2 separate regions of the Homo sapiens genome follow, and region 1 is linked to region 2. Evidence: read pairs that join two places in POLR2A ChIA-PET (ENCODE). Cell type or tissue: Caco-2. All regions are shown on one strand. Links, peaks and the distances in the headings refer to the core of each region. The heading gives the core; the rest is flanking DNA.

Region 1 (11,944 bases), core at 2,648-10,647, 640 kb before region 2:
ACTGGGGTCCCCGGGAAAAGCTGATGTGTGTGATTGATAATGCTAAGAATTGGTAAGGATGTGATGTAACTGTTAGGACTCTTATATATTGATGGTGTAAGTTGAAAACTATTTGAACACATGCACATCCTATGACCCAGAAATTCTACTTCCAGGTATATACCCCCTAAAATGCATTTATTTGATGCCAAAAGTCATGTATGAGAATGTTCTTAGGAGTATTATATAGTTACTCAAACCAGAAACAACCCAATGTCCATCACTGCTAGGCTGGATAAACAAATATTGGTTTACTCCTACTGTTACCCGAAAGGGGTCTCAATCCAGACCCCAAGAGAGGGTTCTTCGATCTCATGCAAGAAAGAATTCAGGGCGAGTCCACAGAGTAAAGTGAGAGCAAGTTTATTAGGAAAGTAAAGGAATAAAACAATGGCTACTCCATAGACAGAGCAGCCCCGAAGGCTGCTGATTGCCCAATTTTATAATTCTTTCTTGATTATATGCTAAACAAGGGGTGGATTATTCATGCCTCCCCTTTTTAGGCCATATAGGGTAACTTCCTGAAGTTGCCATGGCATTTGTAACCTGTCATGGCACTGGTGGGCGTGTAGCAGTGAGGATGGATGACCAGCGGTCACTCTTGTGTCTATCTTCATTTTGGTGGGTTCCAGCTTCTTTACTGCAACCTATTTTATCAACAAGGTCTTTATGACCTGTATCTTGTGCAGACCTCCTGTTTCATCCCATGACTTAGAACACCTAACCATTTGGGATTGCAGCCCAGTAGGTCTCAGCCTCATTTTACCCAGCTATTCAAGATGGAGTTGCTCTGGTTCAAATGCCTCTGACAATACTATAGTCTACTATTCAGCAATGATAATTAATAAATATGACACACCAAATAACATGGATGAAACTCACAAACAATATTGAGAGAAGAAACTAAACCCAAAAAGTACATACTATATGATTCCATTTATATAATGTTCAAAAACAGACAAAACTAATATAGTGTTAAAGATCAGGGTGGAGGTTACATCTGGGAAGGAGGAAGGGGTGGTGACAGCAAAGGGGCATCCAAGGGGTTCTGATACTGCTCATGCTTCATTTCTTCAGCTGAGTGTTGGTCACATGGCGCAGCCACTTTGTGAAATTCATTAAGAGTACATTGAAAAAAAAGAGAGAACTAACAGAAGGATGACTGAAAACAGCAAATATAGACAACTCTTTCTGGAAAGTGTGCTCTCAGGGGGAAGGGAGGGGGGAATGATCAGGAGCATTTTTTTTCAATTATTACTTTTTTTAAGGATGGGAGGATATGCTTGTTGCCGACGAGAATAATCCAATAAAGAGGGGAGAACTGATGCCAAAGGGAGAGGCAAGAACTGCTGGAGTGATATTCATGAGGAATGAAGGCCTAGGCTGTAGTGCAAGAGTGGAGGGCAGGTCTTAGAGACAGGGCCCCCAGGTGCTGGGCAGAGCAGACAGGAGGGGAGGCGTGGAGTGGGGGCTTGCATAGGCACCTCCTTTTCTAGTTGCTCAGGCCTTCTCCCATGAGCACCGGGTGCTGTGTGCATACTCTCATTCCCAGTCTAGGCCAGGGATTAAATGGATTCTCTGCTTCCTGAAAGGTAGACGGGAACCGTCAGGTGGGAGCTCATGGCCAGGTCTGTGGCCTTTGGGCAAAGCACGCATGGCTGGGGAGGAGGTGGAGGTCCTTGCCTGAAATGGGCTTTGCCGGGGGGCGGGGGGGTTCTGTGGATTTCTGCCATCAGGGAGCCCCTGTCCTGGTTGCCTGGTTAGGGGTAGATCAGGGGACAGCCACCAGGTGCCAGCTCCCTCCTCCTCCCGGCGCCGCTTTGTGAGCAGTGGCTGCTGGGCCGCTCGCTACTCTCCTAGGACCTCAGGGCTCTCCCTGTGAGCGGAGGGAGGGAACTTTGGCCGCAGGAAGGACTGGAAGCCAGCTCGAAAAAGCACATTCCTTGGCAGGATAAAAAACTTTTTTTTTTTTTTTAAATAAGTGTAAGGACTTAACCTTTGCTAGGAAATGGTTGCAGTATTTTCCTTTAAATGAAAAGAGACCATTGTGATTGAAACTTCGGAAAACACACAACATCCTGGTGCCGTTCTCCAGGGCCAGCTCCTGAGTTCCGTGTTGGGCCAGCTCCGGTCTTTCCTCCGGATGGTCTCTCCTTGCACCACTGAAGGGGACAGAGGACTGTACTGGTCCCTGGAAGGCCAACCTTGGGCTGCTCAGCTTCTCTCACGGGAGAAAGCTCAGGAGAAGGCCTGAGACAGAAAGGGCTTGTTGTTGCTTACAGTGACCTCCACTCAGGTCCTGCTCCATAATTTGTGGGGCCCAGTCAAAATGAAAATGTGAGCCCATGGTTCAAAAAGTATTAAGAGTTTCAAGACGGCGACACCAGGGCATCAACTCAAGTGCAGGATCCTTCTGAGCATAGCCCCTTTTAAGTGAGTGGCCTTGTGTGACTGCCCAGGTCGCATGCCAGGAAGCTGGCCCAGCCTCCAGTGGACCACTCTTATTCTGCTGGCCAGGCCTGAGTTTCTGCAGCTTCTCTCTCATGGGGCACCTCCAGGCCTAGACACAGACCCCAGAGGATTCAGGGCAGGACTCAGGACTTCCTTCTGGGGTCCCAGCCCCATCCTTGGCTCCCATATACCACAACTGGCAACAATTTCCCAACCTGGTTCTTCACTTGATTTCTCCTCATGGTTTAGAGACAGTGCTTCCCGGTTGTGAAAACATTCTGGGTTTCATCTGCGCTTGCTTGTAACCCGGGGGTCTGGAGTAATTGGGAACACAGAACAGCTGCATTGAGTGCTGGTCTACTTGGCGCTCTTCAAGCTCTTTACAAGCCTCCTCGTAGGCCTACTGTAAATAGGAAAGTACAAACACATGCCGATTTTGCCGCAGATTAAAACCATCTCCTGCGCTCCCTGGATCGTAACACATAACAGTTTGTGTTTATGCAGCATTTATTAGCTTGCATGCTACTTAGGGACTTTCATAGTTCTCTGCTAGGCGAGGCCTTAGTATTTGGGCTCTCCAGCGTCTGGGAGGCACACCATATGGAGAGTTGTAAAGCCTCATTTCCAGGGTCAGCCTGACCGCACAAGGCCAGAGCCTCTCCAGAGCTGTGCTGTGCAATGCAGTGTGGCCACTTGCCACTTATGTCTCTTGAGCACTTGAAATGTGGCTAGTCCGAGTTGAGACATGTTGTTCATGTAGAGTACATACTGAACTTTGAAGGCTTAGTACAAAAAAAGAAATGTAAAGGATCTCATTAATTTTTGGAGGGGAGGGGGGCAGGGATAGAGTCTCACTCTGTCGTCCAGGCTGGAGTGCAGTGGTGTGATCTCGGCTCCCTGCAACCTCTGCCTCCTTGGGTTTAAGTGATTCTCCTGCCTCAGCCTCCCGAGTAGCTGAGACTACATGTGTGCACCACCATGCCTGGCTAATATTTTTGTATTTTTTTTTAGTAGAGACAGGGTTTGACCATGTTGGCCAGGCTGGTCTTGAACTCCTGACCTCAGGTGATCCACCCACCTTGGCCTCCCAGAGTGTTGGGATTACAGGCGAGAGCCACTGCACCCAGCTTTCATTAATTTTTCACATTCATTGCATGTTGAAATAATATTTCTTACATAATGAAGTAAAATCCATTACTAAAGTTAGTGTTACATGTTTCTTTTTCCTTTTTTAAATGCAGCTACTAGAAAATGTAAAATTATATATATGACTTGCATTTTTTTTTTCTTTTTTTGAGACAGGATCTGGCTCTGTCACCTAGGCCGGAGTGCAGTGGCATGATCACGGCTCACTGCAACCTCCACCTCCTGGGCTCAAGGGATCCTCCCACCTCAGCTTCCTGAGTAGCTGGGACTACAGGCATGCACCACAACACTCGGCTAATTTTTGTATTTTTTGTAGAGATGGGGTTTCGCCATGTTGCCCAGGCTGGTCTTGAACTCCTGACCTCAAGTGATCTGCCCACCTTGGCCTCCCAAAGAGCTGGGATTACAGGTGTAAGTCACGGCACCCGGCCTATGGCTGGCATCTTATTTCTGTTGGATAGCTCTGCTTAAAGCCTCTCTTTGTTGTATTTACATACACACACACACACACACACCATACAAACATATGCTCCTGAGCTACTGACAGGATCTTGGAAAGAAAACCAGGCACAGTGAGATCATGTGACTTAACCCCAAGTGTCACACTCTCTAGGAACATTCCTCAGAAGATCCCGTGGCCACCTAATACTACCAACCTAGAGGCTTTTATTTGGCCAATGGTAATCTGTCTGCCTTGCCTTTTAAAATTAAAAAAAAATTAATTTAACACCTGTTTATTGAACACCTATATTTGCAAGGGAGTATGACTTAGTGATTTCAGAGTGCAGGCTCCAGAGACCACATGACTTGGATTCTAGACCTGGCCCTACCAAATGAGCTATATGTCCTTGAACAAGTTTGCCTTCTTCATGCCTTGGTCTTCTCATCTGCAACGTGGGAATTATGACATCCAAAGGACAGAATCAGGATGGTGACCCAGGTTTCTACTTCATGGGCTTATTGTGAGGATTGAATGAGATGAGGCACAGAACACCCTTGGCCTGGAGTCATTCTGCTGTAGGCAGCCATGGGCCTGATCTGGCCCCTGGACTTTCACAGGGCTCAGCAGACTCTGAGGAAGGGAGGGAACCATGATCCCAGAGAGGCTCCAAGACAGATTGGAAAGACCATCCTAGGTAAAATGTAATGTCAAAAGTTAGGATTCGGAAAGGTTCCCAGTCACAATGTCAAGCTGGAAGGCCCAGGGTAGGAGGGTCTGGAGTGGGGCTAGGATTGATTCTGGGAAGCCAGAAAATGAGTGAGAAATAGACAGTTCTGCTCTTAGTCACCTGAACTCAGAGCATCCCCTCACTGGGGCCAAACCAATGGCCAAGGCTGAGGAAGTGGGCCCAATCACATTCCAAGTCCTACATTGGGCCTAAGTAGGCAGATCTGGAGTGTTGGACCCATTTCCTCTTTGCAGTCTTGTCCCTGTAAGGCAACTGCATTAGGGTAATGCGGGTTGATGAAACAAATGAATCCCAAAATTTCAGTGGCTGAACATAATAGAGGCTACTTGTCACTCACATAACAGTCCACTATGGGTGCTCCTGGTCGGTAGGAGGGCTTCCACGTGGTGAGTCAGGGATCCAAGCTCTTTGTACCAAATGACTCTACCCTCCCTTAGGCCTGAGTCCTCTGCATCTAGAGAGCAGACAGGAAAGAGTGGGTGGAGAAGACACAACCTCTTCTAACCACCTTGGCCTGAATGTAACATGTATCATTAACTTTATGTTCAATCTGTGACAACTAGTCTCATGGGCCCACCTAGATCCAAGAGTGGCTGGGAATTGCCGGCTCTACACGATAGAATAGAGAGACTCGTTTCTGGCGGGCATCTCTGCCAGCTCCCACTCTGTAGGGAGAGCCAACCTAGCAGCCTGGCCTCCCTCCCCACCAGTCCCCCTAACTTCCCTAAGGCATTTGCCAGTCACCATGCCCAGGCCAGGCTTCTGAAAGGAAATAGAGGGAAAAAATCATGAACACTTCTAAGGGAATAATGACACAACAAGCACACTCAAAGAGACAGCACACACACCATAGTCTCAGCACTTCAGGCATCCTTGAGTGGTTCCAAAGGCCTCCTTCTCAGAGCCCTCAAACCATACCCAGGCACTGGCCTTGAGAGATATTGAGCTCAGTGAGCCAAGCCAGGCCTGCAGTGCTGTTCTGAGGAGGATGCAGGCAGGTGGAGGCGGGACCAGCAAAGTCTTCCTAGAGCTCCCCTGTCCTGGCCACAGACAGCTTAGAGAGATCTCAGGGGGACCTCTTGGTCTGCTGAGCCACTTTCCCGGTGTGCCCTGGTTATTGCACTGGCAAAATCCCAAGTCCTTACTGGCCAGGACTGGATCAAAGGGGAGAGGTGTGTGTGGGGTCGAGGGCAGGTCTCACTTATTATCCAACACAGGCGCGGTGCTTTTAACCAGTGCTTCTTCCACACCTGCTGGCAGCTGGGGAGGGGCGCAAAGAAAAACCAGACCCACTGAACCTCAGGTTGCTCATGATTTTGTGGACAAGATGGCCAGACATCAAGGACTTCTGTCTGATGCAGAGAATGTGTCATGCCTCTCAAAGAGGGGAAGTGGTGAATGCCAGAGGGGCACTCATAAGTGAGTCCATCTTCATTTTGGGACAATCGGAGAAGGCTTCCTGGAGGCTGAGTTTTAAAGGATGGGAAGGGAAAGAATCTCCTCAGGATTCCCAGCAGTGTTTCCCTGTGCGTGGGACATTATGGTTGCAAAGCTGGTGAGGCAGGCAGGGCAGACAGGAAGGCAGGGCCAGTCACCTCCACTGGACGGGGGAAGAGACAGAGGCCAGAAAGGCGGAGCTCCCTGCCCAAGGTTGCACAGGAATGTTGCAAGTAGGAATGCAGACATCTGGCCTACCAGTTCTGGGCTCTTTGTATGAGCTTGATAAGCATGTTTCTCCCTCAAGGCTGGTCCGGGCAGGTCCCCAGGTGGGGCAGGACACTCTCATGCAGGGAGCAGGTCCTCCTGGGGGCTTCTCAAGGCTGGGTGCTCAGCCTCCCCCGAAGAACATGTGTTTCCTGTTTTCCTGCTCCCTCTGGCTCAGGAAAGAGAACGGGTTTTCCTGAGCGGAAGAGCCTCAAAGACCTGGCCCGGGCCCAGAGAGCTCTACCGGTCAGCCCGCTCAGGGCTCTTGTTCCTCAGGGCAATGGGCCCCTCACCCACCCACCCGGCCTTCCAAGGACACTCGTGGCCATTATCTCCCCTTGCTCTCCCCAGACTGTCTTGAACCCAGGACCTTGACTCCCAGCTTGGTATTCTTGGAATACGCTTTGCTGATCCTCGGCCAAACCTGGAGTTTGTGCCGGTTTGGAACTGAAAAGTCAGGGCTGTGGGACAAGGACTTTGGCCAACCCTACAGCTGCTGGAGATTGAGAGTCCTTATACCTCCCCATCCCTGTCCCCACATTGTTTCCTATTGTCCTGGGATGGAGGCAGGGTACGGACGGTCAGTGGCCGACATCATCCCAGCTTTCCAGCCGATATTCTGTGGGCTTGGCACAGTCTGAGCTCCATCCATAGCTGCTCTGAAGCACAGAGTCTTTCGATGTGAATGCAACATCTTTCCCCACTGTCTGGTCCAGGGTTTTCCCTGCAACTTGGATGGAAGAGAGATATTGCGTGAAAGTGGAGGGAGAGTGAGTGAGCAGCCCAGGTCTGCAGAGCCACGGAGCCCAGCACCAGTGTGAGCTAGAAAGAGGCTAGCGGTGCCTGCTCCTTGTGACTCCCATCCTGTTGGTGGGGAATAAGAGGAAACAATTTTCTCCAATTCCTTAGCAGCCCCATCTCTCCCTACAAAGAGGAATCCTCCCATGTTCAGGCCTGTTGGAGAGCCTGGTTCTGTGTTTAGGAATTGCTGTTGGTGTGTGTGTGTGTGTGTGTGTGTGTGTGTATGTATGTGTGTGTGGTGTTTTCTGTAAGACGAGGCACTGGCTATGGATGAGCTTTGGAGTGGTGGAAGGTGTGTCTGTGTATGTGAGACAGTGTGGCTGCTCATATGTGACCCACGTTGTCCTGGGAGGCGATATTCAGGCCCTTCCTTGGCCTGCAGCCCATGGACAGGCCTGGAGTCCACAGCAGGAGACAACTAACTCTGAAGACTGGGCTATGGACTTTGAAGTCCTTCCTAGTGAGGGCTCCAGGCACAAGCTGCCCAAGTTTATTAGGTACAGGTTTATCTGGGGCTAATTTACCTTGTTAACATAATTGTGCCAGAGGATGCAGCCCTGAGGCCCTGCCTCAGTAATTACCCTTCTCTTGATCTGTTTCATCTCTAAGGGCTGTGCCTTCATGCAGAGCTTTGCTGGGCCCCCACTTGCTCCTTCCAAGGCCCCGGGAGGGGCCCTGGCAATGCTTTCACATTTTTGTAAAATTTGCAAAAGTATATTGTATCAACCACAATCATTCAAGGCTGCTGTTTCTTTTCACCCTGACTTCCCCTCTGTCACATTTCCCTTCTGTCAAGGGATATCGGAATAACTGTGGCATTTTGGGGATCCAGCTTAGGGAAGCTTGAATTGAGGGATGCATTTAATGTGGACAAATGGGATGTATTTATGTGGGATGCAATATATGTATATAATATTTCATGAGTGTGACTCTCAGTCACTTCCATGTATCATGACAATTATTGGGGAGGATTGGTTTCCAGGAATACTCCTACCACCCATGGTGTTGACTCACCTGGGGTGATGCAGCATGAATGTGTCCTATGGCTCTTAGTACAGGAAGCATGTAGGAAGTGGAAATGAAACAAGATTGAAATGCACACAGCCAGAAGCTGGTCTGTGGAAAAGTCCCTGTAGTCTTACAGCTCATGTTAGAGGTTTACTCCTAATTGACAACTGTGGTGATTAATTCTGTGTGTCAACTGGACTAGGTTAAGCGATGCCCAGATAGTTGATAAACCATTATTTTGGGATGTGTCTGTGAGAGTGTTTCCAGAAGAGATTTATATTTGAATTAGTAGATTAAGAAGACTGCCCTCACCAATGTGGGTGGGGATTATCCAATCTGTTGAGGGCCCAAATAAAACAAAAAGGCAGAGGAAGACAAACTTGTTCTCTGTCTCTGTTTGAGCTGAGACACCCATCTTCTCCTGCCCTTAGACAGTAGTGCTCCTGGTTGTTGGGCTTTGGACTTGGACTGAATTACACCACCAGCTTTCCTGGTTCTCTAGCTTGCAGATGGCAGATTGAGGGAGCTCTGAGCCTCTGTAATCACATAAGCCAACTCCTATAATCAATGTGTGTGTGTGTGTGTGTGTGTGTGTGTGTGTGTGTGTGTGTGTGTATCCCATTGGTTCTCTTTTTCAGGAGAACTCTGACTAATGCAGATTTTAGTATCAATAGTGGTTCTAGGAGAACAGAATTTTAAGGTTGAGTTTCCTGAATTGGTTCTGAGGTTTATGAGACTGGCCCTCTAATCTGATTGTTCATGGTGTTGGCTGTTTATAGAGATATGCAAAATATCTGCATTGGATACTTCTAATCAACCACTTATAAGAAGCAAGGAGCTACGTGACTTCATTTAAGATATTTCAAACATTTTTGGAAAATTGAGGAATATAATGACATTGGTTACTTGGTTACTTGTTTCTAATGTCATTGGACAGATTTGTAAAAGAAAAGGATGAGATCATGGATTCAAATTCCTAGCTCAAACAGTGCATAAAAGATCTTCTAGTTGTGCCCTGAAGGGCAACCTTATTTCAGGACTGAAATTGCTGAAAATCACATGCAAAACAAATCCTGTGACTGACTGAATGACAACTTCCCAGCCTCACATGGTCTCTACTGTTACAGTGAGGGCATTGACTGGGAAAGAATGATATCCTGTGAGTTGGGTGGGTGACCTATGGGAAGACCTTGATGAAGCTGGAGACCTTGAGCCTCTAAGTTCTCATAAGTCTTCTTTACCATGGAAGAGACTGGCCTACGCCCAGTGGAAGTGGCATCCCTACCCCCAGTGAAGTTGCCTACCCACCCTTAGCAAAAGTGGCTTCCTCACCCACAGTAGTGGGGATAAATCTTCATTGCCTGATGAAACAGTAATGGCCACCCCTGAAGCAGTTGCTATATAAGACAGGGCAGATTCACCCCTGGACCCACCTCATCAGCATTCTTTGCTTGTAGACCTATATCTAGACTCGAGTCCCAGAAGCCCCCTAAAGGTAAGGTACATAGTGTGACCCATGAGGAGGTGTACTGCCCCCAAAATAATTCCTTTATACAAGCAGAAATCTGGGGAACATGCATGGGAGTGGATATTGAGAGTGTGGGGTAATGGTGGAAGGAACATAAAGGTGAATCAGGCTGAATTTATTGCTATAGACCCACTAAGCAGAAATTCTGCATTCAATTTTGCAGGTGGGGGAGTTACAAAGGATTCTAACAGTTTGTTTGGCTGAAATATGGATCAAAAGGTAGGCCACCAAGAGTGAATTGGAAATGCCCGAGCTCCCTTGGTTTAACGCAGAGGAGGGGGTTCAAAGACTTAGGAGATTGGAATGTCCAAGTGAATCTGTCATTTAAGACCCCTTCACCCACACTGAGAAGGTCCAGAAGACATACCCTTTACCAGTATTTTGAGGAATAAATTTGTGAGGGGAGCCCCAGCATCCCTGGAGAGCTCTGTGGTCACTCTTTTCTATAGGCCAGACTTCACATTGGAAACCATAGCCACTCAACTGGAAATCTACATGCAACAGGGGGTAATTGGATTCCAAGGTGACAGGGCCAAGTGGCGGCACCCAGCCATCAAATGCAAGGTGGGTGTAGTTACCTTAATGCACAGCAGAGGCAAAGCACCAATCAGAATAATCCGGCTCATGCAGACTAGTATGGCATTGGCTAGTTAATCATGGTGTTCCTAGGAGTGAAATAGAGAAGAAGCTTACTAAGTTCTTTGTTGATTTTTCTAAGCAGAAAAGTTTTAAGTCAAGAGAACAAAAGTGTAACCCAAATCACCAAAACAGAGTCACAGCTCCTCGATCAGTTTTCAGACTTGACCAATTTATAAACCCAGAATCCCTTGAATGGAGGGGAGGCCGAGTCTCTTCAAGGAAGGACTCCCCTACAACATCCAAAATGTATGCTATTAGTCTTTCTCCCAGCCTTCTTCAAAGGGACCTTCAGCCTTCACCAGGGTAACTATGGATTAGGGAGGAGGAAATAATCAAATTTTCAGGGACTACTGGACACTGGGGCTGAACTGACACTAATTCCAGGAGAACCAGAATGTCACTGTGGCCCTCTAGTCAGAGCAGGAGCTTATAAAGGTCAGGTGATCAATGGAGTTTTAGCTCAGGTCCATCTCACTATGGGTCTTGTGGGTTCCCAAACCCACTCAGGGTTATTCCTCCCATTCCGGAATGTGTTCTTGGAATTGACATACTTAGCAGCTGGAAGAATCGCCACCTATGGAATGAGGGCTATTAATGGTGGGAAAGGCCAAGTGGGAGCCAGTGGAGCTGCCTCTACCCAGGAAAATAGCAAATCAAAAGCAATACTGCATTCCTGGAGAGATTACAGAGATTAGTGCCACCATTAAGGACTTGGAAGATGCAGGGGTGGTGATTCCCACTACATCCCCATTCAGTTGTCCTATATGACCTGGGCAGAAGACAGGTGAATCTTGGAAAATGACAGTGAATTATTGTAAGCTTAACCAGGTGGTGACTCCAGATGTGGTTTCATTGCTTGCACAAATTAACATGTGCCCTGGTACCTGGTATGCAGCTATCGATCTGGCAAATGCCTTTTTCTCTACCTCTGTCCATAAGGCCCACCAGAAGCAGCTTGCCTTCAGCTGTCAAGACCAGCAGTGTATCTTCACTGTCCTACTGTAAGGGCATATTAACTCTTTAGCCTGGCTGGGCACCATGGCTCATGCCTGTAATCCCGGCATTTTGGGAGGCCAAGGCAAGAATTCCTCGAGCCCGGGAGTTCAAGATAAGCCTGGGCAACGTGGTGAAACGCTGTCTCTACGAAAAATACAAAAAATTAGCTGGCCATGGTGGTATGCACCTGTAGTCCCAGCTACTTGGGAGGCTGAGGTGGGAGGATCACCTGAGCCCAGGAGGCCAAGGCTGCAGTGAGCCATGATTGCACGACTGCACTCCAGCCTGGGTGATAGAGTGAGACCCTGTCTAAAAAAGAAAAAAAGAAAGAAAGAAAAGAAAAAAACCCAACTCTACAGCCTATGTCATAATTTAGTTTGCAGAGCTCTTGATCACCTTTGCTTTCACAAGATACCTCATTCATTCATTTCATTGATGACAT
Region 2 (11,944 bases), core at 1,516-9,515:
GTGTATATACATAACGATAGTTCCATACCTGGAAAAAGCATAGCAAAATTGTGATTAATAAAAAAACTTACAAGCCACAGGAGATTTAAAGGAAAAAAAACTGGAGATCTACAAAGGAACATCAATTATACCAAACACAAGTTTCTCACTGGCAATAACAAAAGCAGTGAAGGAAAACAACTGTCCACCAGAATTGTATACCCCGTTAAAGTACATTCAAAAGCATAGGTAAGAAAAAGACAATCTGAAATATACAAAGATTAAGTCTGCCTTCCAGAGACTCTCACCAAAAGAAATTCTAAAGGATGTACTTCAACAAAGTACACCTAAAGTAGTTTCAATGGGGTGTCTACTAGACATGCCAAACTTAACATGCCCCAAACTAAACTCCTGATCTTCCTCCAAAAACCTACTCTACCCACAGTCTTGCCCATCCTAATAAAAGAATAACAAATCGATCTCTTCAGGGGCTCAAGCCAAAAACTTTGTAGTTATGCTCTCTCTCTCAAATAGCAAATCTAATCTGTCAACAAACCTTGCCTGCTCTATCTTCACGTTACATCCAGATTCAGATCACGTTTTACTTCCTCCACCACTTTCCAAGTCATCACTATCTCTTTTCTGTAGTATAGCAATATTGTAACTAATCGGTCTTTCTGTTTTCACTATTATAGTCTATTATCAACACAGAAGTAAGAGTAATCCTTTTAAAAGATGAGATCATGTCACTCCTCTGTTCACAAACACTCCAATGGCTCCCCATTTTACTCAGAGTAAAAGCCAAAGTTCTTACACAATGTCTTAGGCTGTCTAGTCCTCACAACTTCTCTGATCTCATCTACAACTCTTTCCTATGCTCACACTACTCCAGTCATAATTGGTTTACCTGATGTTCCTTAAATACCTACCCTAAGCCCAAGCCTCTCAGGACTTTTTCACCTGACATTCTCTCTGCCGTGAATACTCTTCCTCCAGGTATTTACATCGTGGTTGTACAACTGCTAATTTTAGTATTCACTATACCTTCTAGTACATGCAAATATTTCACACTAATGTTTAAAAATTGGGTAAAATAAGGGGGTAGAAGAGACGGAAGCTAAATAATTTGCTCAAGGTTACATAGCAAGTACGTGGCAGAGGGAGAATTAAAATGTATATTGACACCAAAGCCCTTGCCTAATAAAAAGGCATTATTTCAATGTGCCTGCCCTAAATGCTCAGATCTGGCTCATGATGAAAATACTATCAACTCTCTAATATTTGTTTTAGTGAATTTCACTATTTTATTTTTTAAAGAGATCTATCAGGTAGCTAGTGGTTGCTTTGCACTATGCTATGTCCTAAAAATAGAACCGCAGAATAAAAATTCCAAAGGGCACGTGATTTACAAAATGTTTTCATGTGGCTTTGGAATGTATTACCAGAGAATACAATTTTTAAGATATTAACTTCCTGATCATGTTTTATTCAGGTTACTTTTCAGATTGATTTCATTCCCTGAACATCTACCATTGGGGTGGGGGTTAAAGTATTAATAGTTCTAAATGAACTGGGTGACATGAATAGAGAGCTAGCTAGAAAATTAAAATACTCTACAGAAAAGCCACTCAGTAGATAACCTTTTTGTGACTGACTTGAATTGAATTGTGTCTCATTTGTTTTCGAGGTACCCCCACTCCCTTAGGGAACTGGGGAAGTTTATTACTATTAATAAACTGCTTTCTTATATTAACTGAATGATTCATGGTAGCCTGAAGAAATTACTTCACCTGCAAACACAAAGCAATTAATTTCACATTTAAATATGAAGTACATTTAAAGCCAACGTATTGAAGCAAAATTCCCAGAAAAGACTCAAACTGCCAGGAAGGTAATTTGTATAACCTCAACTGAGTAAGGGTAAGCCTCTGCCAATATCTTTATTTACCAAACAATAGTTTACTTACAAAGCACAAGAAGGAAGAAAATCCTTTCCCTTTCCCATAAACACAGACTTTCACTTTGTTAGGTTAAAGAACAAAGTGGCAGCTTAGAAAGGAATAGTATACTTTCTGGGAACAGAAACTTTATGTCCATTTATTTTACACATCCATGAAGTTTCTCATTTTTTCATCCAGTCCCCTCCCCGCTTCCATGCAACTCTATCAAACGCACGTGCACTTCATTTGCTCGTAATCTTGAAGTTACCTACTAGGGTCCATAAATATTAATGTGTGTACCATTTCCAAGATACCTTCTATTTTTATATACATGTGGTTGGAGACTCTCAGAAAACACAAAGATTTCCCAGGGAGCAAAAAATCCAAACTCATCCTGGCTCACAAAGCCCTACGTATCTGGACAATCTCATTAAACTTTATCTTACACCATTCTGTTCTTTAATACACCATAGATTTTGGCGTTAGTGGTTCTCATTGCTTGGAAAGCTCTTCTCCAGAAAAGGTGCTGCTTCTTGCCATTCAGGCCCTGGCTGAAATATTACTTTAGTCTAGTAGGAAAGAATCTTCCTTACCACCAAACTTTATCACATAAAAACACACACTGCTAGCAGATAGTTTATTATTTTCTACATCTCCATGTATCAAGGACACATTCCTTCCTGTTATTTCTCTATTCCCAGCACCTATAACACGGCCTGATACCCTATAGGGAGCTCAATAAATATTTGTTGAATAAATGAATGACATATAATTTACTAACTTCATTGAATATGGCAGTCTAACAAACCAGGTTGACAAAGAAAGAGGGTATAATAACTAGAAAAGAAAGTACAAACAAAAATGTTTTCCAATGAGAAGTGCCACTGTTAAGAGCCAGCAGTTGATGCAGCTGCTTAGCTTCCTGTAACACGTACAAACACATTCAGCAAATCTCCACATACCAGGGTTATAGTATTCATACAAGAATATTTCCTACTGAAATCCCCAAACAGCTTACCAAAATCAACTCTATTAACCTAACTGCTACCCCAAGAGATCATTTTTTCTCTAAGACCCAAGAACAAAACCAAGTACAGGGTTCAAAAGCAAGTATAGTTCAGGTTCATGTAAAAGTGTTATTTAACCGAGGTTTGTACACTTATGAACACAGAGTAGAAACTATGTTTCATATGAGCAATGTCTCTGAGTTTTAACAATAGTTATAAAATTTAATTCAAGATGATAACTTTTTCCTTTCTTTCTTAAGCCTCTTTAGGAGATCTCCTCTAGGCCCATAGCTTCATCTATTTCCTCTGTTTGGCTGACTTTCAAACATATACCTCCAGCTGGAGTGAACAACTGTCCCTATTTGCCTGGGACTAAAGGATTTCCCAGAATGCTGGACATTTACTGCTAAAATATTGGGGGAGTCCCAGGTCACACTATCTCCAACCTGGACCCCTCTGCTAATCTCCTGACCTGTATTTCCAACTGTCTGCTATCCCGCTAGGCAGCCTCCCAAAACTACCTTTAACTCAGCATGTTTAAAGCATTATTCTCCCTCCCATCATGCCCTCCTGCTTGCCTTGCTTTTTGCCAATGTTATTGGCATTAATTATTCTTCTCATCACCTAGGATAGACAGTTCAGTGAGCGGATCTTTGTCTTGGTCTTTAACGTCTGTCTTGTAAATTATGTGACTTACTTATCTAATCCCAAAGATTAAAATGCTAGGTTGAAAGTTCCTCTAAAAACAAGGCCCATGTTTTATCAATATTTTTATCCTAGCTATCACAATTCCTTATAGAAAGCAATAATCAATAAACTTTTGTTAAACTGCTAACCTCTGAAATGCTATGAAATTCCAGAAAAACATTTAGATTCTAGTGCTGGCTCAATCACCAACTACATGTGTAGCTATAGATAAATCACTTGATTCTCAGTGCTTTAGAATGAAAATAAAATAAAAATGCTTTGAAAATTCAATGAACATTCCCTGGGTTATATAGAGAAGATAATGACTCTAAAATACATAAGTAGTTCCTGATGAGAATGTCCCCAAAACTCCTCATCATGGTCCCATACAATCCTTAGTCCCTTATTCAAGTCCTCACATCCCTCTCTTACTTCCACAGTTATATGTTTCCTATTTAGACTCTGGTAATTATGTCTAGGTTCACAGTAACTGTGGCCTACCATATCATATTCTCAATGGTCAAAGAGAGCTCAGTCAAACACAGCATCTGGCACACAGTAGATGTTTAAGAAATCTTTTGTTGAATAATTAAGGAGCAACTAGTGCTGGTGCCAGCTGGCGCACATTAGCTGTGCCTGCAGGTAGGCATAAAATTGACAAACCAGGTATAAAAAGCAGGGAGCTGGAACCCTAAGTCTTCTCAATAGTGAGGTCACTGTGCCTATAAAAAGCAGAATAGAGTTCTGACTATTCAATGAACCTTCTGTCTGCTCCCCAGCAAGGAAAGATTTCTTTATAAGGAAGTGATTTCAAAACTCCAGGGTTGCTGGTGTTTATGATAATGAAGGAATTGAGAGGTAAAAATGAAACCATGCAAGGTTCCCAAGAACAATACAGCAAACCCTAGTTGTTTGTTTTGGTTCTTCATCACACAATCCAGGGCCTAGCAAGGATATAAAAAGAAAGGTTCTCGAGTGAAACAGTCCTTGGTTCTTTGAGCCAACTCTATGTAGTCACCAACCACAGCTATGGGGAATTCCAAAATCCTGCTTTTGTTAGTGAATGCCTTTCCACTAAATAAGCAGACAGCCTCTTGTCTGAAGGTATTTTGTTTTTATTTGGCTATCTTGTCGAATTAATACAAAATATACAGTGTCTTTAGCCTCTGAGTACATTGTAAAATTGCAACCTTCTTAAAAGGGGTTCAAGGTTCATCATAAACAACTCAGTAACACAAAATGTTATTAATCTACAAAATATGGCCAGGCGCGGTGGCTCATGCTTGTAATCCCAACACTTTGGGAAGCCAAGGCCGGAGGATCTCTTGATCTCAGGAGTTGGAGACCAGCCTGGGCAACACGGCACAAGCCCATCTCTACAAAAAATACAAAGAAATTAGCCAGGCATGGTGGTGCACACCTGTAGTCCCAGCTACTCAGGAAGCTGAGGTGAGAGGACTGCTTGAGCCCAGGAGGTTGAGGCTGCAATGAGCCAATATCACACCACTGTGCTCCAGCCTAGGCAAAAGAGTAAGACCCTATCTCAAATATTTATACGTATATATATATACACACACACACACACACACACACACACACATATATATCAACAACAACAACAACAAACGGTTTACCAGTTCTCAAGGAAGCTTACTAAAAATGTATCCAGCTTCCCTCAGTCTTTTATATCCAAAATCCTGACTTTCCCAATCAGAACCTAGAAAGCAGCACGGTATGAAGAGTAGAAATTCTTAAAGAAGGAGGGAGGGAGGGAAGAAAAAAGAAAGGGAAGGAGGGAGGGAGGGAGGGAAGAAGGAAGGGAGGAAGGGAGGGAGGAAGGGAGGAAAGGGAGGAAAGGGAGGGAAGGGAGGGAAGGGAGGGAAGGAATGAAGGGAAGGAAGGGAAGGAAGAGAAGGAAGGGAAGGATAGGAAGGGAAGGAAGGGAAGGGAGGAAAGAGAGGGAAGGGAGGGAAGGTAGGGAAGGGAGGGAAGGTAGGGAAGGGAGGGAAGGAAGGGAAGGAAAGGAGGGAGGGAGGGAAGAAGGAAGGAAAGAGGGAAGGAAAGAGGGCAGGAGGGCAGGCAGACAAGAAGGCAGGCAGGCAGGCAGATGCACAAAAAGAGGTAGGGAGGGCCGGGCGTGGTGGCTCACTCCTGTAATCCAGCACTTTGGGAGGCCGAGGCAGGTGGATCACCTGAGGTCAGGAGTTCAAGACTGGCCTGGCCAACATGGCGAAACCCAGTCTCTATAAAAATACAAAAAAATTAGCCTGGCATATTGGTTTGCTCTTGTAATCCCAGCTACTCGGGAGGCTGAGGTGGGAGATTCACTTGAACCCGGGAGACAGAGGTTGCAGTGAGCCGAGATTGCACCACTGCACTCCAGCCTGGGCGACAGAGCAAGACTCCAGCTCAAAAAAAAGGTAAGGGGTTTGTTGTTGCTGTTTTCCTATGCTAAGTGCTATGGCCTAAGCCCCTACTAAAAGTAACAGAAGTGAACAGGCCAGGCTATAGCTGCTATTCAGGCCTTTGTATTGTCTTGAGCAGATCACTGAAGCAAATTATTGTTCCATAAACAGATTACTCCAACTCCTATCCACAGAGCTATCTCACTCCCACTGGATAAGTATTCTAAGATAAGAATAAAACCCGCAGACTAAAATCAAATTACATAAGCTGTATACCCAACTAACTGGTCATTAGACAATTATTTTGTACCAATAAATCCGATTCCCTGACTACAAAGTGGCTTTTAAATGGCTTCATCCATCCAACTACATGTAGTAGCACAGAGCTATTTTTAACTTATATTACTATTGCTAACTGAGAAATGTCACCTTCATTTCCTCAAACTCTTTCAGTATGATTTATTTTTTCTAACTTAGAGATTTTCCCAATCTCTAATTATTTCATAAGCTAAATTCCCATTCAACTCCATTCAATCTTTGGTCAAGTATTATATTTATTATTTCAAAGTTCATGTTTATTATTTCAATGAAACTAAACACTAATAGATGTGTGCAGGAAGGTTGTTTGCATGTATATTTTAAATAGGAACACAACCCTGAAGCACCAGGAAACTTTAAGCCTGAAAAATGATTTGCCCAAATGAAATCCTGTTAGAAAGCTACATATCAAGAGAAGCCATCTTAACCTCCCTCACCACTATCATACATTATTGAGGCTTACTGCAGGCTAAAACATTAGGGGGCTATTTTGAAGACTTAGCTGCAGGCACAGGCAATAATACAATGACCAAATCTAAATTGAATTACCAATCAGAGGGCCATGGGGAGAAGGACAAGATACAGTGGATTAAAAGAAGTCATTGGAAGATGTACCAGATAGCTGGTTCTCTCAATTATTTAATATAATCATTCCCTAAGATCAAGGAGAAAAATTAATATTAAAAAAATTCTAAAACTTTACTTAAAAAGCTGGCATAGAGGTTACTCACTGAGAACAAAGTCCCTCTGCTATTGTCTAAATGACAAAGTGTTATTATGAAAACTTTTTAAATGAGTGTTCAAATATCGAGGAAAAACAGTAATATCTGACTCAACTATTACAGTAGGCTTAAAAATGAAAATAAAAATGCAGGAATCATTAACAAACACTTAGAATGTATACATCAAGACATTCTAGTTTTCTCCAAATTCTTTTAATCCACAATAGAAAAGGGAAATTAAAAGGATTTTTCTCTCTATAAAGAATATGGCTCCCCAGGCAAGATCGCGCCACTGCAGTCCAGCCTGGGCAACACAGCGAGACTCCATCTCAACAAAACAAAACAAAAAAAAGAATATGGCTCCCCAAGGTGGCTCATCTCTTAGTTATTCTTTATTTAATTATTCATATTTCAAATAAAATTAATAGGACACTCAGTGAGAAATAGTGTCTTATTTAGACACATTTCCCAAATGAAATGTAAATAAAAGTTTAGGCTGGGCGCGGTGGCTCATGTCCGTAATCCCAGCACTTTGGAAGGCTGAGGTGGGATACTGCTTGAGCCCAGGAGTTCGAGACCAGCCTAAGCAACATGGCGAAACCCCATCTCTACAAAAAATACAAAAATTAGCTGGGCATGGTGGCAGACACCCGTAAGTCCTAGCTACTTGGGAGGCTGAGACAGATTCTGATCACTTAAGCCAGGAGGCAGAAGTTGCAATGAGCCAAGATCATGCCACTGCACTCCAGCCTTGGCAACAGAGAGATTCTGTCTCAAATAAATAAATTAAATTAAAAATAAAGTTTACACAAGATTGTATATTCTTTCATTCAAAGCTGAATGACTCTTCCCCAAATCTTATATATTACATTCTGCATTTATTTATTTCTCAACTGCATATTCTTTAGAGACTTGGTCTTTCATTCTCCAGAAAGGTAGAAGAAATTATTTTTTCAGTATTATATTTAAATTGCTCATCAAAAGTTTTCTGTTGAATTTGAATCATGGTAGCTATAATTAACTGATGAAAGTTTAAATACATATTTAAATGATTTCTGTCCACAGAATTGTTGATGTCTATGAGTCAGTACTAGTATTTAATGACAAAAACTACTAAATGTCACAATTTAATTTTTTCAGGCCAATAATGTGAAAATGATTATAATTACTGCAATAAATATCTGTAGATTAAGCTACATTACAAGTAAAGCAATTCGAATATTTGAAGAGTAAGACAACATCAAGCACTAATAAATCTCCCTTCTAGATTTAGAATTATAATCAATGATTTTATCCCCTTATAGTTAAGTTTGTATCTTACGGTTGGACAAATTAAAGTTGGATTCCCAACTTAACATCCTAGAAGTCTGTTCATTTTCATCAGAAGAACGACTTCAAATAATAAGATCACAGAAAGTAAACAAGCAAATATGAATGTCACCAAAAAGTTGAATTTAGAGTTTTATGACATTAACAAACTTAACCACTCCAATCAAATGCTTAGACAAGTAATTATGCACAGGCAAGCAATGATGTTTTTTAAGGAGAACAGGAATATTTCACTGACTTCTAAATAGAAAGCACGACATAAAAAAATCAGATTACAGAAAATTAACTCAACACACTATTTGTGTTATGTGTGTTGCAAGTGTTGCTTTCAAAACATTCCCAGAAAAAGTAACAATGTCTCCATCCCTATTTATTCTTAGATGATTGTTTAATAGTGAAGTCAGTTTATATTTGAAGACATTTTGCATAATCCTATTAAAAACCAATTCAAACAATGTGGGTCATGTTTAACTCTTCAGTTATTTATCCATTAATCTCTTTAAGTGCTTCCTTCCTTAACACAGCTGTAGTTCAAGAGGTGGCCAGCAGTTGGCCTCCATTTCTGTGGATTTTCATGAATGCCCAGATTTCTTTTTGCAAACTTTTTAAATGTTGTATGCCTAAACAACTTTTTCATAACTTAAGGGCTTATAAAACGCTCTCAAAAGGGCTCCAAAAGAAACAAATTTTCTTTTAAAAATAAAAACCAAACAAAAGGAAGCCACACACACTGTAAAGATGTTCTCTGCAAAACATTCTGTTCAGCAGATTTGAAATGTCTCTAAAGGGATCAAGAACTACTTGGTTTGAAAGCAACAGCTGAGAACTCCTAACAGGTTGGTTAAAAGCCAACAGTAACAGCCATGAGAAAATCTTTAAACTAGATTAGGAGGGGCTAAGATACCAGGCATTGGGCATTCCCTAGTCTCCCCGCTCCATTTATTCGGAATGCCTTCAACTGTACCATTCAACCACAGTTATTCAAAAGCCTCTGTCCTTAGACCTCTGTTCTTTTTTCCTTTCATGCTCTCCACCAAAGACTGCAATCTTACTATGATATTTTTGGAGAAAACTCACAGATCTACATCTCTGTTTTTGTTATATCACCCAAACTAATCCCCTATCTCTAACATCTGACTTAAGTATTTCCACCAGGGTATGCCATCATTATCTCATACTCAACACATAAAAAACAAAAAAACTTACTCATCTTTATCAAACCATTCCCTCTTTCAACTTCCTTTGTTTTGTTAACATCAACCCCATTTGTCTGGTGACCAAGACTTAGAATCACAGAAGCAACCATGAACTCCCTAGTAACCTCTACTATTCACATTCAGTTGGTTCATGTGGCAGATGGCGTTTTTCAAAGATGGCTACCACAACATCTCCTATCTGCGTATACTTCTACAATATGATCTTGCCACTTTGCTGTCAAAAGGTAGACTGAATCCAGGCTGGTCCTAAGATGCACTTAAAATCAAAGGAATGTGACTAAAGCAATGCAATGAGACTTCCAAGGCTGGGTCAGAAAAGAGCATACAGCTTCTGGCTGATTCTCTTGGAATACTCTCTCTGGGGGAAGCAAGCTGCCATATAAGAATTTCAACCCCAAGACTACCATGCTGGGGTGAGAGGCTACATGTAGTCCCAACTAGGCCCAGCCTTCTAGCTAGTCCCACCAAGGTGCCATAAATGCGAGTGAAGTTGTCTTAGGTCCCTTGTGACCAGTTCATCTGCCAGCTGAATGCCACCAACTGAACTCAGTAAATACCCTAAGGAAGAATCACCCAGCTGAGCCCTGCCCAAATTGTTGAGATACAAAACCATGAATGTAATAAAATGTGTCCACAGCTTTCCTTCTAAGCATACATCATGTGAGGAGTTGTTACTATCTATGTGGGGACAAAAGTTAACTAAAACCCCATGTTTGTCTCTATTCCCAGAGCCACCACCCAAGAGGAAGCCCTCATCACCTCAGATCTACTTTGTTATAACTGATTGCAGGCTCTCCTTACTATAATCTGTATTACAATCTATCTAACCTAACATTTCCAACCAGAAAACTGCTTTTACATGCCAACCCCACAACCAACATCAATCTCATGTTTTAAATTTGTAGGAAATTCTATAATGCAAAGAGGTCTTCTTAAATATCTATTTTATTTGATTCATACAACAAAAGCCAGAGATCTGTCAATAGGGCAAATACCCTTTTCCTTAAAGATGAAGAGATCAAAGGTTAGGGAGGTTAATTTTTGTACAATCTCATTGCCAATAAATGGAATGAATATACACAGAACTAAGAACCAGAGTCACAGATTACTGGTATTCCTCCATTCTATGATGCCTCCTATGATCTATTTCAGAGCAAAAATGTTTGATGCCTCTCTCCATCCCTGCTACAGTAAATCTATTTCCAAGACACTATAATTTGGCCTCAATCTATCAACTTGCCTGGTTATTTCCTACCAACTCCACCACTACAGGAAGGAGGTTTATTTATTCACCTTGCTGATTCTAGCCTCTGAACATTTACTCACAATGTTTCCTTCTTTCAACTCATGCATTAGCACAAATTCCACCTCTTCCATGAAGCCCTACCAGCCTATCCCCATTGCTTTCTCTCTCTGCTATTCCTATATGTTTTATAAATTTCACCCAAAATTTGGCAGTTTTATCTTGTTCAAGTGTGTCGGTCTTACTTCCAGGCTGGTAATCAGTCCACACACATCCACACACAGAGAGATGCTGGGTGCTGTATACAGCCAGTGTTGGTTCTGACCAGTCAGTGCTCACAACATACCTTTTGTTAAATATTTTGAATTTCATCTCTACTTATTTCTCAAACTAAAACATAAGCTCTTTAATAACAGGAACTTCATCTTATAAAAAAACCATAATATCATCCAAACCAAGCACAGTACTAAGCACACTGCTGGTATTCATACATTCTTGTTAACTGATTTGATAGGAGTGGAGTGTGTTGTGTTTTGAGGGAAAAAAAAGTTCATAAGTCATATCTACACTGGAAACAAAAAGTTGAAAAGATAAAATATTTTCAACATCAGCAGTTTAATGTCAGGGACTTTTTAAAAAGTATCATTTAAAGACATTCTGTGCAGCCCATAACTGCCAAAATGTTTTATAAATGTTTTTACCAGGCATGTGAAAAAAAAAGTTTCAAAAATATTCAAGGAATAGATGTCTTAACAGCCTAAAATAAAATGTTTGCTGAGGCTACAAGGCTGGCAGAACTCTGCTTCATTTCAAAAAGTTTCCAGGCAATGGAAATGTTTTCCTGGAAAATACTACCTTTTATTTAGAGAACACTTGCCATGAACACTTAGTCATTAAGTAATTTAAGGTTTCCCCACAAGCTCTTTGGAGGAAATCTATTATATGAATGAATGAAATTATCTGTAACTATAATGTCAAGAAATACATTTGGTTAAATATATGAAATCTATCTAAGTAGTTTTCCAGGTAAAAGGAAAAAAATATTTTCTACTTTTCAGTCTACTTACTGTTCTTTTAAACTTTTCTATACGATAAAA

Evidence for each region. ChIA-PET counts read pairs that join two places held together with the same protein. Peaks named below come from ENCODE experiments on the same cell type or tissue, not always from the same donor. Only the 100,000 strongest peaks of a DNase experiment are listed, where the experiment ranks them.
Region 1: POLR2A ChIA-PET joins it to region 2 with 10 read pairs; 2 of 35 experiments call an interaction of 5 or more read pairs at or near these places.

Annotation. Positions count from the first base shown.
Region 1 is chr2:42,873,544-42,885,487 of GRCh38, forward strand. No RefSeq gene overlaps it. Among named protein-coding and RNA genes, the nearest start is that of TRI-TAT2-1, 69 kb to the left of the region's middle. In Caco-2, for the core only: no CTCF peak of the experiment used is centred there; a DNase peak (open chromatin) is centred at 6,502.
Region 2 is chr2:43,515,532-43,527,475 of GRCh38, forward strand. The region is part of intron 22 of THADA (THADA armadillo repeat containing); the gene reads right to left. Among named protein-coding and RNA genes, the nearest start is that of THADA, 75 kb to the right of the region's middle. In Caco-2, for the core only: a CTCF peak has its summit at 8,954; no DNase peak of the experiment used is centred there.